Linked DNA regions of Homo sapiens: region 2 is linked to region 1. A link is an interaction called in ENCODE POLR2A ChIA-PET data of the cell type or tissue named here. Cell type or tissue: PC-9. All regions are shown on one strand. Links, peaks and the distances in the headings refer to the core of each region. The heading gives the core; the rest is flanking DNA. Region 1 overlaps WAKMAR1 (wound and keratinocyte migration associated lncRNA 1). Region 2 has its middle 43 kb from the start of LINC01721.

What was found. Peaks named below come from ENCODE experiments on the same cell type or tissue, not always from the same donor. Only the 100,000 strongest peaks of a DNase experiment are listed, where the experiment ranks them.
Region 2: POLR2A ChIA-PET joins it to region 1 with 5 read pairs; 2 of 35 experiments call an interaction of 5 or more read pairs at or near these places.

What each region holds. Positions count from the first base shown.
Region 1 is chr20:24,093,867-24,099,248 of GRCh38, reverse strand. WAKMAR1 (wound and keratinocyte migration associated lncRNA 1) reads left to right here. Exons shown (of 4, transcript XR_001754557.2): 2 at 4,235-4,344. Among named protein-coding and RNA genes, the nearest start is that of WAKMAR1, 15 kb to the left of the region's middle. In PC-9, for the core only: no CTCF peak of the experiment used is centred there; DNase peaks (open chromatin) are centred at 1,188, 1,528 and 3,308; H3K27ac peaks cover 2,201 bases.
Region 2 is chr20:24,153,773-24,159,154 of GRCh38, reverse strand. No RefSeq gene overlaps it. Among named protein-coding and RNA genes, the nearest start is that of LINC01721, 43 kb to the left of the region's middle. In PC-9, for the core only: no CTCF peak of the experiment used is centred there; no DNase peak of the experiment used is centred there.

The DNA of each region.
Region 1 (5,382 bases), core at 315-5,314:
ATACACGAAGGATGAGAAAGGGTCTTTTGAAAGTCCTTGTCTTATCTCGAACAGGTAAGCATGAGCCTCCTCTCCTTCTGGACTTCCTGGCCCTATTTTGTCTGGGTCTGGCAAAAGTGATTCATCCTGGTATCTTCAGCTTTCACACATGCATCCCCGTGGGAGGAGGGTGTTTACTGAAATCATAGCATGAGCTGCCAACAAGGAATTCAGAGGAACAGTCTGCTGGTTCCTGTGTATGCAGTGTCCATTTTCCTTCTTCTTTCTCCATAAAATTTCTACCTCCTTCTGTGAATTTCCCAGGGCTATGTCTACCTTCTGTACCACAATGTACAAGGAATAAACACAAAACTGTTCAGTCATATTCCCCAGACCTTCGGATCCATTAGCCTTGTATTTGTTGTTTTAGTTATTCTCCTCCACACCCACCCCCACCATCAACTACCCAAAAAGTCCAAATTTGCATGCTAGCCTGCCTTCGAATCCTTTGGGAATGGGCTGGGATGCCCGAGAAAACTATGATACATCTAAAGGAGATGCCTGCACAAATGATAGAATGGAAGACCAACATAAAACTAGGTCAGGGAAGCTACTGGCATGTGAATTTTAACATCTATTATTCTGCGTTCACTTTTTTTCATTAAAAGATTCCAGGAGTCAGGCAAAACTGGGGGCACAGAGTTAAAGTCAAAATGCAGAAGGAGGCCGGGCGTGGTGGCTCACCCCTGTAATCCCAGCACTTTGGGAGGTCAAGGCAAGAGGATCACTTGAAGGCGGGAGGATCACTTGAGGCCAGGAGTTCGAGACCAGCCTGGACAACATGGCGAAATCCTACTAAAATACAAAAATTAGCCAGGTATTTTGGTGCATATCTGTAATCCCAGCTACTGGGAGGCTGAGGCAGGAGAATCACTTAAACCTGGGAGGTGGAGGTTGCAGTGAGCCAAGATTATGCCACTGCACTGTAGCCTGAGTGACAGAGCAAGACTGTGTCCCCCTCCCCACCAACCAAAAAAAAAAAAAAAAAAAAAAGAAAGCAGAAGGAGCTAGCCAGATCACCTAAAATAATGAAAAAACTCATTCCAGGGATTGGAGCTGAATTAGGAACAGAAAAGGCCAATGTGGGAAGTGTCACTTGCTAAGCAAGGAAAGTTATTTCTGCTGGCTTTTTATGGCTCATTCATGCGTGCGGTGTTTTCACCTTGAGCAAATACTAAAAGTCAGCCTTTGATGGGAGGTACCAGCCAGGTGGCTCTGATGTCTACCCCCTCATTTCTTTATGCCCTACCCGCTAAGCCATCTCCATCTTGCAAATTCTTTTGTTCTTTTTTTTAATATCTTTTTATTCATTATATCTTATTAAATGCTTGGAAGTGTGTGTGTGTGTGTGTCTATATATATATATATGTTTCGTTTGACCTATTTCTTAATGAAGGTTTGCAATGTGGCAGGCACATACCTAGATGTGTATCTGGTATTAGCTTATCAGATACTCATGGGCGAGGCATGCTCACTTTACAGGTAGACAACCAAAACTCAGTGGGTTTGAATGACTTGGGACGTGTCACCCAGTCAACCACTGATTGATGGCATGTGGACCTAACCCATTCACTGGCCTCTTGTGCAACTCTCAAATCCATATTTCCATCCCTCTGCTTTAGTTTATGTTCAAGCCCTTATCATTCCTTACATAAATTATTGAAAAAGCCTCCTCACTTTCCTCACTGTCTCAAGGCAAGACAATTTTCTCCTAAAATGGCTGATTTCTACTAGTTGTAGGTCATCACTTTTCCTATTTTCACCATTCTTCAACCTCAGGTTCTTGTATCCATACAAACATACTCAGTGAGTTTTAATTCAGCTGGCTGCTAATTTCACATTCCAGGATGTAGAACAGCCAGTAATAGCTGCATCCATACAACAGCCAATATTCAACAGCCACTTATCAACCACTTCCGATGCTCTTCCGGGCACTGAGTAAGATGGGAAACCTCAGCACAAAGACAGCAAGTGGCAGAAGAGCGGGAACAGCGGCATTTAAGATCTGGGCCTGGAGGAGGATTTCAACACGTCCTGGGAGAGGGGGAGGTGGAGAGAGGCTTTGTGTTTGGATGCCCCAGGAGAGGCGAGAGGCACGACTCTGGGAGGCGAAGGGAAAAGAGGAGTGTGTTGTTAGATGCGCTGGAGGGAGAAACAGATAATGCCTGGTTGGCCCCGCTAAGGAACTTGAACCCCGTTCTGAGAGTCCTAAAGGGCTTAACATAGACAGATGAGATTAGATCTGCATTTCTCCAAGAGCGTCTGCTAAAGGACGACCTGGAAGGGCAGCTGGAGGTCTGCAGTGTTCAGAACAGAGAGTGTTCAGAACAGAGAGTGTGGATGTTCTGCTCTTTGTCTGCTCCTAACAATGGATTTTAAGGAGCAAGAGTGGAATTATTCTTTTGTCAGAAAACTCTACAGTCCTGTGTTAAAAGAAAAGGACTACGTTTCCTTAGCAGTTTCAGCAGAAGGATCACCCCTTAGGACATAAGATCAAACCCTCACTCCACTGTAAAATGCTCAACTGGAGCAACAGAAGCAGCCACAGGCCCCCAATCTCCATGTCTATTGTTTGCTGCCCCGGCAGTGAGTGTCCGACAGGTAGAGGCTGAGAATGGAAGTGCTCAGTGGCAGGTGCATTTAGCACAGGGACTCCCTCAGTCTGTAGCTCCTGCCCCTTTTTAATCCAGGGACTGTCCCTCACAGCTTCACACTGGCCTGCCGGGTCCCAGCTGCCAGCAGGCTTCTCAACATCTTCATTAAAGCCCTGGAGGGATTGATTTCATTTCAATTAACTTGTGCTCCCTGAGGTCCTTGATGGCCTGTATTCAGTTTGAGGATGATTCCTGAGAGTGGCCGCCCCCTTTCTGGACAGAGGCATCTTTTAGGTACAGATTCTATAAATCCTCTTGCCACTTCTCACCAGGTGCCGCCTTTTCCATCTGCACTTTGGATTCCTTTTAAAGGACAGCACAGTCAAAAGACTGATCTTAGTGATTGAGGAGTGGGAAGCGTGGAGAGGGGCACAGCAGAAGGAAATGTGGGGGAAATGGGCTGGAAAGGCAGCTCTATCACCGGCTTCTCAGAGACATGTGCCGGCTGCATCCCATTGCCCCTCCTGAGAAATCTCATGGGTCTTTGTCTTTTTAACCAACAGCATGGAGCTACGTCAGTGTGGAAATTCACCTGCCACGCTGGGACATTTCATTTTCATGAGTCATCAGGTTTTCATGTCTACGCTTGCCATTTGAAAGAACACCAATAGTGAGGCGGCAGGCACATTTATTATCACTCATAAATTATGAAGAAAAACTTGAGCTGCCATTAGTTGTCAAGGCCTACCTTGAAGGCACAAATATTTTCAGCAGAGCCAGTGGGAAAGGGAGGGCGTTTCAGCCCAAGGTAATCAAGTTACTGCATTGTGGAACCTCTGGGCTGAAAGGAAACTTGGTAGTCATTTTTCTATTCTCTCCTAGAAGTCCCTTTTCAATATTCTTAGAGAGTTTAAGTGATTGATATCCTCACCCACTTACAAGGTTTTGAAAAACAACTTGCCAGAAAATGTGCAATAATTTTTAAATAAAATAATATTCAAAATAAAAAAAAACCCACCAACCAATTAGACAAGTGCCAAAGTAATGGTTTACAGAGGAGGCAGAGTTTGGGCCAGTGTCCATTTGAGCTTTCCTGGCAGCCAGGCAGAGGTAGGGCACAGCTTCTGTTAGAGATAAAGGGGCTGGCCCTTCAAGGGGAGGGTTCCCTCCTACTGAGTCCATCAAGAATGCCTATGATCCCTGTACACTTCACAGGGAAAGTAGCAGCCACCTGCATGTCATCTGCTCTCCACAGCATTTCCACATCAAATGCTGGAATAGACCCATGTCTGTCTGGGTGAAACCACTCTCACCGAGTTAACAAGAATTACATGCCAAGTTCTAGACAGAAATAGAATTAAGCATTAATCTGCTGTGCCCCTCTCCACACTTCCCACTCCTCATTCACTAAGATCAGTCTTTTGACTGTTCTGTCCTTTAAAAGGAATCCAAAGTACACTCATTTCCTTGTAGCTGCTTGCTACCGAAAGTCATGCAGCACTACATACTGACCACTTGCATCCGTGTTGTTCCTATAGATAGGATTTCTGATGCTAGAATAATAATGTTTCTGTTTAACAATTGCTTAATATGTTTTTCAGATCCTGAATTCCAGTGGAATGGCTGATACCAAGCAGCATGAAGACCCCCCCAGAGGAGCACTATCAGCATGAAGACCCCTGCAGAGGAGCCTAATCAGGATGAGAATGAGGTTTCTTCATCTCCTTGTCTCATGACTTCACCCTATGCTCTTTGACCAGTCAAGGATCCCCACACCTCGGCCCACTATTCATCCAAACCCCTTAAAATCCCTACTTCCAAACTCCTTGGGGAGATGGAGTTGAGGTTTCCTTCTGTCTCCTCATTTGGTTGCTTTACCATGAAACCTCTTTCTCAGCTGCAACTGGGTGACTTAGCGTATTGCCTTGCTGTGCATCGTGAAACAAACTTGGTCCTGTTACATGGGTTCTCCTTGAGTAAAACCAAGGACAGAGGAGGCAGGGAAGCATGGCTTAGTGAAGGAAATTCATCAGGGGCCCCAACTGATTCAAATCAGGGCTTAGACTATCTGAAGAAATAGATTAACTGAGTAGTTTTTAAAGAGCCTTTCTGAAGTGGCTACGTTGTCTGGGGTAAATACCCGGGGTTTGTTCTCTCAGTCCTCTCACTCCAGGAAAATTTAGGACAAGGACACTCATGAGGAGTTTAGGAGTGGAGGTTTAATAGGCAGAAGAAAAGAGAAAGAAAAGCCTGGGCGTGGTGGCTCACGCCTGTAATCCCAGCACTTTGGGAGGCCGAGGTGGGTGGATCATGAGGTCAGGAGATCGAGACCATCCTGGCTAACACAGTGAAATCCCATCTCTACTAAAAATACAACAAATTAGCTGGGCATGGTGGCGGGCGCCTGTAGTCCCAGCTACTCGGGAGGCTGAGGCAGGAGAATGGCATGAACCTGGGAGAAGGAGCTTGCAGTGAGCAGGGATAGCGCCACTGCACTCCAGCCTGGGTGAAAGAGGGAGACTCTATCTCAAAAAAAAAAAAAAAAAAAAAAAAAAAAAAAAAAAGAATAAAAGAGAGAGAGAAAAACAGCTCTCTCTATAGAGGGAAGGGTCTTCCGAGCAGAAAAGTCTGGCTGGCAGGGATGCACCAGATTTTATAGTCCAGCTTGAGGAGGCAGTGTCTGATTTATGTAGGGCTCACAGAATGGTTCGATCAGGTGTGACATTTACATGGGGGGGCAGGGCGGATG
Region 2 (5,382 bases), core at 259-5,258, 60 kb before region 1:
TGTTTTTCAAGGCACAGCACTGTAAACAAAATGTGAGAATATCTGGCAATAATTTCTGAAATGTATTAAATGCAAAATAACCAAAGGGCAAAGATGGGAAGAAGGGCCTGAGAGATAATTCTATCTTGCTAAAGGAAGACTGGTTATTAATACTAATGAAAATGCAAAGTAACCATACAAAATACTGTTCGCTTTGATTTTATTTAAATTCTACTGGTGTTGTGGAGCTCATTCTCTAGTTGACTTCACCTTGCTTTATCTGAGAAGAGCTGATGACTGATGGGAGTCACGCTTCTTTCAGCATTAACCATGATCCTAGGACAAAATGGCAGAGGCAAATGGAGGTGGATGTGAAGCAAAGTCAGCACGCAAATACACTACTTGCTGAAGCCTGCGCTGACAGATGGCCTGAACTCCTCACTTTGCTTTCTGAAATAGAATCTCCTTTTGCAACCTCCAAGGTAGATTAAAAAGCTCCATAGAAACATCACAGATATGAAAAGCACATGAAGTTAACCCATCTAAAAGATGGGCAATTACTATTCAATAAGTGAGAGCAGGTGGCATCAATCCCTTCTCTGCCTGTTGCATTTTGATTTCTGTCCCAGAATAGCTGCCATCAATCATTCCCTATCACCGAGAGGCTGGAGAAGCCTTGCTTCAGCGGTGGAAGCTCCTGGGAAGATGCCAGCTCTCTGGGTGGGGAGTTGTCAGACTGAGCTCACCAGAAATGCTTGTCTATAGTGCCAGATCAGGAGAAACAGTCCTGAGTCTCAGGAACAGACCAATAATCAGTAACTTGGGGTTTAGGTGGATGGCTGGAATCCAGGGAAACATATAAATGAGGATATCAAGGTTGATATGGGACCAGAGCAGAAGGATCCTAGAAGATTCAGTAATATAATGAAACAATGGCATCAGTGGTCCTGATTCATTTATCCATTTATCCATGCTTTTGTCATATGAATTAAAGTTTCTTCTGCTGGAGTAGCTATACTTGTATCAGATGAAACAGGTTTTAAGTCGAAAATGGTAAAAAAAAAAAAAAAGACAAGGTCATTTCAGCAAGAGATTATAACTATATAACAAAATATATATAACTAAATATATATATATATATATACACACACACACACACACACACACACACACACACCCCGCACTGGAGCACCCAGATTCATAAAACAAATACTTCTGGACCTAAAGAGAGATGTAGACAGCTATACAATACTAGTGGGGGGCTTCAACACCCCATCCACAGCATTAGACAGATCATCAGGTCAGAAAGACAACAGAGACATTGGACTTGAGTTTGCCTTCGGACCAAATGGAACTGACAGATATTTACAGAACATTCTACTCAACAACTGCAGAATTCTTTTGGTCAGATAGAGAATGGAGACTCAAAAGACAAAGGGAATGGGAGGCTAATGGATAATGAGAAATTAGTTAATGGGTACAATATATGTTATTTGTGGAATGGATACCCTAAAAGCCCTGACTTGACCATTACACAATTTATGCATGTGATAAAATTCCACATATACCCCATAAATTTGTACAACTAATAAATAAATGAACTTTCTTCTGCTAAACTAAGCTAAACAGAATGTATTTTTCACTCTTGGATTTTGTATTCGTCCTCATGACTCATTTTAGCTAGTGGAAGTGGGTTGAAGTGACAGTGTGCGTGTGCACCATGTGACTTGCTTCAGCCAATGGGAAGTGGTAAAATGGCCTGTTCTGTGGCCTTGTTCATTTTTCACTTACGTCCTGCCTCTGCCACAGGGAAGAACATGACCCTGCCAGACTGCTGGTGCAAGAAGGCTGAGAAGTATGTGTGGCAGAGTCACCCCAAATGACCCACAGTGTGATCTGCAGTCAAGCAGCCCCTGCTGCAGCACCCTGAAGCAAGCCCAACCTAGATCAGCCAGACCCCCGTTGCCCCACAGATGCAGGAGTAATAACAATGATTGTTTTCAGCCACTGAATTTTGGAGCATTACATGGAATAATTATGACATTAACTGACCAATGTGGTCAGCTGTAAGGAACACTCCGAATGGACACTTCTATGCATTTCTTTTGCATGTGACTGGCCGTATGTCATTTGGGAGGGGATGGTGTGTTAATGCGGCAGGTTGGTAACTGAGACTTCTTGCCAATGCTATATTAGAAGTATTCTCCAAGAATTCACCCAAGCTTTGCAAGAAGATCAAATAAACTCTGAATATTCTTCAGTTCCCTAGAGGGCTTACTGCTTAGCTGCTTAGCTGTTTGATTTTTTTTCTCTCAGCCTACATTTCCTTTCTTCCTCCTTTCCTTCTTTTTCTTTCTCTCTCTCTCTTTCAATCTTTCCTTCCTTCCCCAGAAGCTCCATGCTAGTTTTCCATGCCAACAGTGCAGGCAGGGTGTCCTGAAAATTTTAATGTATTTAGAATTCAGAATATTTGTTTCTGAATTAACCATGTATGGTTTTGAATGGCTGTTAGAAAATGATCCATCCTAATTTTTAACTTTGCTCTGGATCCAGTTACCTTAAGTAGATGCCATTGGTTTTACTCTTCTTAGTAACCAAAGGACATTCAAAATTTGCTCTTGATACACTCGGGGTAATGATTCCATTAGGAAATAAGGATACTTTTAGAGCTCTTTCCACTGCGAGAAGGAGAATGACACAAACTTGATGGAATTAGAGTCAGAGACATTTAGAATTGATAGAGATATTCAAGAGCTCATTTTAGGTAGAAAAGAAAGATTTCAGAGTTTGTGAGTCCTTCCCAAAGCCACACAGTTTACAAATGACAGAACCTAGTCTAAAGCCTGGTGTCCCAATTCAGACTCCAGTGCTGCTCACTAGGAATGGAGGAGACTCCAGGCTTATGTGTAATCACACCCCTGCTCCTGTGCCCACGGTATTTGTCACTCATCAGCCATGATACACTTTCCTGCAAGGTTGTTGCAATGTCCTATTTTCATCCTTTCACATTCATCAAATGGGAAGAAACTGGGTATGACTGAGGCAGGATTCCTCTTGGCCAAACAATGTCTCTGTGTACAAGAATATTGCATTCTGGAGCCAACAGTGGTACAAGGTTCAAAGAGTAAGGAAACATCAGACTAAGGCTAAAAGTCTTAAAGGAATGCTGGATTGTTCAATGTGTTGCTGAGTTGTCATTTCTGTACCTAATCTTTGTATTTTTTCAATGCAGCCTTTAAAAATGGCTGCGTTGATGTGGTATCTTAAAGAACTGCTCTGGGACATAACGAGATCTCCTGTCTCTTCCCTATCTTCAGTTGCTCAACACAAGAACTTGGATGTGTGGGCACATTCAAAATCCTGTGCCAACACTCACCTGCTGACCTTGTTCTCCCTCCAGTTGTGCAATGACATAGACAAGACCCAGAGCCTTGGCCACAGGGCCTTGGGTAGAAACCTTTGGTTCCTTGGTATCCATCTTCATCGTGGGAGCACGTTGATAGAAAAACTCAAGACCAGCCCCAGGGAGCTGCCTTCTAAATTGTGTCATATTGCAACATTTCCCCTATTTTCCTCCCATTTCTATGACTCTGAATTGACCTCCCAAAACAACCCAAATTCCTTAATAGAGACCTCTACTAGAAGAGAGTTAAAACATGTCTTTAAGGATACCCCACACACAGACAGTGTATCACTGGGTGACCTAATGACTCTGAGAGGCACTGATCCATCAAAAGGAGTCCTTAAAATTATTAGTGCTAGGGAGATTGCACATAGTCAGAGAAGCCATCGATCAATAGATACAGCAAATAACCAGATTACAAATGTCCCTCAGAGCAACCATCAGGAACATCAGCAATGCTAGATCCTACTGATCCTGTTCCAACCACCAAGGACCAGAGGGTCCTAAGATGAAAAGAAAAGCAGGCTATCTCCAAGAATGCATAAACGAGCAACACAAAAGAAGCAGTTTTGAAATGTTCGGCGACCACAGCCTCTGCCTGTGGCCCTGGGTCACCATCCCAGTGTACCTTATTTCCACTTGGGCATCACCTTCTTTTCTGTATGTGAACATTTTCAGCCTCTACTGGAACTTCCCCCTGAGAACATAATCCTGTTCCAACCTCTCCCTGGAGACACACATTCACCCCTGTGCACAGTGCCTGCAGAAACAGACGCACACAAAAGCCTCCAATTACCAATTGTCACCTGCCCCTTCAAGGCCCCTAGTTAGTGCTCCCTCAACAGGTGCCATCTGCTACCTTGAAAACCCCAACGATCTATCTGTCCTTTTCCAACATCTTGAAGACCCCCAAGGTAAGACTAACAATGTAGCAGCCCTTTCTGCAAGCTTTGGGTAAAACATTCTCCTTATCGTTTGGCTTAGTGATGCCACAACTCAGTGCTCACAGGAATAGTTTCAAGTAAAACTGTCACAAATAAATAGAATACATAATGCTCATTATTGATGGATGGATAGATACAAATACAGATATATTCTTTACACTTGGGACATTGAGGCTCATGAATGCCATATGTGTGATCTCAGTATATAAAAAATGAGAAAAGAGAGATGCCCTGGGGTTGTGGATGGGTCTGCTGCAGTGGTTCCTGTTGCATGTGTCTCCACCCATGAGGAGCTCCTGCCACAAGCTCCCTGGGCTTCCCTTGCTTGGGGTTTAATGGCGTGAGAGTAGGATGTTGCTTTGCTTCCTTTGGAGATGTGCAGTGTTCAGAATGGCTGAGTGAGAAAATCCTCACCTCCCTTTTTCTACCAGATCAAACAATTTCTATTATTATATTAGCACAGTAGAGAGAACCTAGAGGATTGGGTGGTTGTATTATGCGTGTTGTTGCCCCAACGTTATAAATTTGGACAGCAGAGAACTGGTGACGTTGCTAGCAGAGATTAAAATGTATGTTTTGCTTTTGGAGGCTTTGATGTTTTCCTGAAGGAATTTTGGTTATTATTTTTCCAATCTGCCCCTAAGTGTCGTATGCATGGGAAATGTGCTCCATGTCTGGGGTTAGGGGTGTTGTATCATTATTTTTCACAGGGATCCTAGAGAGTTCACATTCTTTCCAACAGTAAAGGGAGGAGAGAAAATGGGATTTCAAAATTTTTTGGTATAAAAGATTATTGCAGAAATTAAGGTAAAACCTCTTGCCGAAATTTCCAAAACACTGTGGATAATGGTAGCCAGTGGCTTATGAGAAAACATGTGGAATGCCATGCAGCGTGCTCTTTGGAAACTCAGCCCTCCACTCGGGTTTAAATTTATAGTCTGACTTCATCCTGTTCTGGGTGCCCAGTGCCTGGCAGGCATTCTGAGGGCCAACAGTAAACTGTATACCCTGTCTGCAAGAAGACAACCAAGGAAGACCACTGTGACCTGAGCTGTG